2 separate regions of the Homo sapiens genome follow, and region 2 is linked to region 1. A link is an interaction called in ENCODE POLR2A ChIA-PET data of the cell type or tissue named here. Cell type or tissue: Panc1. All regions are shown on one strand.

Evidence for each region. Peaks named below come from ENCODE experiments on the same cell type or tissue, not always from the same donor. Only the 100,000 strongest peaks of a DNase experiment are listed, where the experiment ranks them.
Region 2: POLR2A ChIA-PET joins it to region 1 with 6 read pairs; 2 of 35 experiments call an interaction of 5 or more read pairs at or near these places.

Annotation. Positions count from the first base shown.
Region 1 is chr7:39,464,185-39,466,684 of GRCh38, reverse strand. POU6F2 (POU class 6 homeobox 2) reads right to left here. Exons shown (of 10, transcript NM_001370959.1): 10 at 1-2,500. The coding sequence ends at 1,999. All of the region lies in intron 2 of LOC105375238 (a long non-coding RNA gene), which reads left to right. Among named protein-coding and RNA genes, the nearest start is that of POU6F2-AS1, 59 kb to the right of the region's middle. RefSeq lists an enhancer at 1,182-1,683. In Panc1, CTCF peaks have their summits at 1,233 and 1,525 (motif pointing right); a DNase peak (open chromatin) is centred at 1,544; H3K27me3 peaks cover 225 bases.
Region 2 is chr7:39,353,502-39,356,001 of GRCh38, reverse strand. The region is part of intron 5 of POU6F2 (POU class 6 homeobox 2); the gene reads right to left. Among named protein-coding and RNA genes, the nearest start is that of SNORA20B, 26 kb to the right of the region's middle. RefSeq lists enhancers at 1,425-2,002, 2,003-2,500. In Panc1, no CTCF peak of the experiment used is centred here; no DNase peak of the experiment used is centred here; H3K4me3 peaks cover 382 bases; H3K27ac peaks cover 517 bases.

The DNA of each region.
Region 1 (2,500 bases):
GGAGGGGACAATTATACTGTAGCATTTACACAAACAGCAAAGGAGCCAACAGAAGAAACTCAAACTCCCCAGGGAGAGGGAGTGTATTAGGGGAAGGAGATGGCATTTCTAATCAGTTGGGCAACTTGAGATTGGGTTTCTCTTTTTTCTTTCACAACTTACTTCTAGATAATACATTAGCATGATTATAAATTATGCATAAATATGTACATTTCAACAGCAAGCAAATTGACAGCTCTCTTTTGCCTGCTCCTTTAATGGAACACCGTCTGCCTGTACCTGGGTGAAAACACCAGTGGCAGCTGCCAAGTGCTCACCTGCACAGCCGTCCTCACATCCCAACATGTCCTTGCTTATTAGGTTATTGTGGCCCACAGATCTTTTAAGTTATTTTTTTTAAAGGAAATAATCCTCTAGTTCTCATATTGCAGGCTATTCTGATTGTTAGATAAGCCCCTTCTATATTTTTTTCTTTTGGTGAAAGCTTCTTCAAACTTCCTTTCCCCTGAAGAACCTGGCCCCCAATTCCAGTTGTTTAAATTTGCCCGCCACCTTTCTGCTCCATTTATATATCCCGAAGAGTAATTATTCCCCCTGAAAAAAGTCTGCCATCGCTATTGGAATGAAAGAAGTAGCAGAAAAGATGAGATTAACAGGATACACGATGGCCTTTAATGATCCAGTTGCTATCACTTTCTTTTTAGCCTGTTTCTTTGTGTGTGTGTTTATGGGTGTGTGCATGTCATGTGTGTATTTGACTGAAATCTTGAGACATTTCTTTGGCTATCAGACTTCTGAGAGAAATTGCTTTGCACAGAAGCATAACATAGATGTAAGTATTGAACCAAATGTGCAGCTTATGTTTATATTACAAAATTAGTTTTGGTCAGCTCTCCATGTACGTGGCCAACAGACTGAGAAAAATCCCAAGCTCTGGTGTGGACAGTGAGCACAATTACAGCTTATGCCAGTGTTGACAGTTCATCGAGCAAAGCCCTAGTTATTTTGGAGTCTCTCCTGCATTTCACTAGGATCTGAGTGGAAAAGACACTGCTTCTCCCCACTTCTGTGGCCTTCCAGCAGACCCCAGGAGCCACGCGCGAGGGAGATGGAGAAATGGAGGAAAAGAGAGAAATGCGAGCTCCATTTTCTTTTCTCAAACCCACAAGTCATAGTGAGAAAAAAGCAACAAATGCTTTGGCACACGATCCAGGATGCCCTCCCGTCAAAAAGAAAGACAAAGAAAAAAGACCACCCTCCCTACCACCCCCACAAAAAAACCCAATAGTGAGCCTCACAGAATGGCTTCAACAATGGTACCCACCCCATGGGTGGAGACAGTAGATGGGAAAGATGGGAGAAATCAGGCTTCCTATTGTTCTGTTAGTACAAATGTAAAAATTCGTAACACAACTTTACGTGCGGAGAAGCGTAGACGAACGATCGCGTTGCAATGCCATGTTTCTGACTTTGGTTAATAGGTTTCATAGTGAATCAGCACTTAGTACCTGAAGGGGTGCAGTCCTTCCTCCAGGTGGCAGGCTTGTATTCGCTTTGAACAGATCAAAGTTTTTGTTCCTTCGTTGTTGGTTTTTGGTTTAGTTTTTTTTTTTCTTTTTCCTTAAAATGTGTTCACATTTTCATAATATACAGAAAAAAGTACGTGGTTATTTGGTTTGCTTTAAGTCCATTAAAAAACTGGCTTTGGGGGAGACAGGTGGGGGAAGGGAACTATCCTACCACACACACCTTCAGTGTGGTGTATTCCTTGTTTAAAAATTTTCTAAAAATTTTCTTCTTTCCTTTTTGGAAAACCAACGGACATGTAGAAACCATTCTGTCCACTTGGTAGTTTTCTTAGTCATTTACTTACAAGGGTGATGACGACTGGGGCTATTTTTAAATTAAATTAAATTTTGTTGTTGTTGTTGTTGTGGAGTCCCAAGGGTGGAGTTTAGTTTCTGTGAATTTTGCTTCTGATTATGGGTGGGCATCTCTTTAGGAGTTTTCTTCCAGAGAGTCTGTTAAGGGCTCCAAAGGGACTGCCGTGGCCGGCTCGTGCTGTTTTAAGCGTTTAATTGTGTTCTTCAGGGCTTGCCTCTTATTGCAGAACCAAACTCTAACTACTTCTCGGTCATAGTTCAGCTTCTCAGCAATTTCGGTCATTTCCTGCCCAGAAGGGTGTGTGTTCTTCTCAAAGTGGGCATTGAGGATCTCAAGGGCCTGGGGTGTGAAGGAGGTGCGCCGCTTGCGCTTTTTGGATGGTTCACTCCCGATAAACTCGGTCAGGTTCTGCATACCTGCTCGATGGCGGGCCTCAGCCTCAGCCATCCACCGCTCAAGCACCGGCTTGATCTTCTGGGCACTTTTAGGGGTGATGTCCAGCTTTTCAAACCTGGCAGGATACAAAAGGCCAGGGTTCAGTTTGGCTGTCAGACTGCTAGCTATAGTGTTCTCTTGGGCTTCCTGTGGTAGGAAAAAGTGGCTTCTCAGGATGGTG
Region 2 (2,500 bases), 110 kb after region 1:
CTTCTCTGACCAGGGGCCTGTGGACCTGGCCTTCGACTTGCACCTTCCTGAGGGACACAGCTTCCAGGGGCCTAAATTAGCCAATTAATCCCTGTGGGGTTCTGTGCTTCCTTCCCACTGTTTCTCTTTCCCTTTCACTTTCTCTTTAGAATTATCTACTCATTTTTGGTGGGACTACTTGTCAGCTTTTAATATATTACTTAGTCTCTCATTTTAATAGGCTTGTTAAACCACTAATCTGCTGTGTGTTTTCAACCACATAGGCAGTGGTATAATGTTGAAACTTGAAGTTCCCTGGAAGATACGTGTGTGTGGGCGAAGGCTGGGGGGCTGGGTGGTGGGCATTTCTTTTTCGTTCTTTTTGACTGTTGGGAAGGGTGTTTGGTGTTTAGGGGCTCATATCACATGCAATATGTTGGGATACTGATATACCTGCTTCCTGGCCTGCTATACACCTAAGAAATCCCATCTCTGTCTACCTGAAAAGCTGGGTCTTTCAGGCTAGGGTTTTTCAAATTCTTCTGATCTTGTCTCATAAGAAGAAACACATTTTACATCTCAGGCCAACACATATATACATACAAAATATATATGTACAATTAGATCTATCTCTCAACATGTAACTATATATGTTCATTTGTATATCACTTAAAGGAAAGTGTCCTTAAAAAAATTTGTAGCCTTTCTGTGCTCTGGCATTTTCTACTCCTTTTTATTATTTTCTTTTAAAAATGCTAGTTACAAACTACTAAACCAATTTAGCAATCACTCACAATGTCATGAAAAACACCATGCCCTTCCCCAATCTGGGCACATGGTCCCACCTAATCCTTCACAAGGATCCCTAGAAAGGTCCAAGGCACAGCCTCTTGAGTGCCAGGGCCAGCCTGTTTCCATGACTGCCTGTCTTCCTATTCCTTGGTTCAAGGGATCCTCATTTTAAAAATGTGCCAGATTCATTCCTGGTGGGAGGGAGAGCCTTGTCAGACTGGGGGCAGAGAGTATAAACATCTGGCCCAGTGATGAATAAATGGGATTTAGGCAACCTATCATATGGTCAAGAAGAGAGCTCTTACTGCTCCAAAGGCAACTGATAACTATTGATTGGGAAGAACACCTCCTCTCCCTGCTCCTTTCCAATAATCTCTGTTTTAAGATGATTTCCTTCAGGAAAGGCTGAACTCTCTTTATCTAGTTTCCTGATAAAGCAGAAATAGTTAGCAAGAAGTCTTACATTCCTCCTAAATTCTAACTTCTGAGAATTCCTAATGAAATGGCTAGACTGGGTCTCCTTCTTTGTGTTTTAGGGTCTCCTTTGAATCTCTAATGGGGAGATAAGAATTAACTACAGTGAGATTCAAGGAGATACAATGAAAAGGATCTAGACTCTGATGTGTTTTCTTTAAAAAATACTATACGCCGTCCACATCAACCCTGAACACATGGTATGGTATAAAGTGGTGTTTATCTAAACATTAGAACACCAGGACCATATCTATGTTGGAACAATCAGATCTCACAGCCTAGGTTTCTTCTTCCTCTCTTGTGACACTTTAGATTATTTCAATCCATGTCCTAGTTGAAGAACCATGTTGGCAAGGAGATTTTTCTAAAGGTTTTTTCCTATTGCTCAGAGCTAAAGGTTTTGTCCTCTGACCTTTTGATTCCCACTCTGCATCTAATCAATGTCAGGTCACCACACGTAAAACTAAAAGGAGGTTAAATGGAAAAAACAAAAGCACAAAGCCAAACAAGCACAGGGCCCCAGGCCCGCCCGGCTGAGATTAAAAAGCTCACCATTTTGAAATAGTACAATAGTACAGTCTCTTGGAAAAGAAAATATTTCTTGTTTACCCTCCCTGTTCCCCCCACCTCCCATTTGTTTGGTGCCTGATTTGTTTCCAGTTGCAGCAGGGAGGTCAGAGCAAGCCAGGAAAAATGAATGGAATCAGCCTCCTGCCGGGCCGCCTGGAGCGGGCGGGTGTTACGGATCAGCGTAAAGCCAGCTTCCTTTCCCGGGCCTGGGCCGATGTAACTCACTGGAGTGGCAAATTACATCAGACCTACAGCTGTAACCCGACATTATGATTAATTTGATCAGTAATTTCTCCTGTTTTTCATTTTAATCGGTGTGACTATTCTGCTGTGGCAGGTCTTTCAGATCTAATTAAGATAAATTTCCGAGTAAAAGACTTGGCAGACTTTCCGAGTCAAATCCAGGCATCAAGTGTGAAGACCTGCAGCCCCAGTCCATCACCTTTGGGGAGGGCCGGGCCTCCTGCTGGGCAATCAGCCATTCACACTTAAGCAAATTCATAATCTCCAGCACTGCTTAGTCATTCTCTCAAAACGTCCCAGGCAGGAAAAGAAAGGAAGAAAAGCCCTAGACAATGTCATGTTTCCCCATTCCACTGATTTGCCCAAACTACATGGATCACCCCATAAGTGGATGCTTTACAGAATCCCTTAGATGATTTTAAATAAATTTTAAAGCATTTTA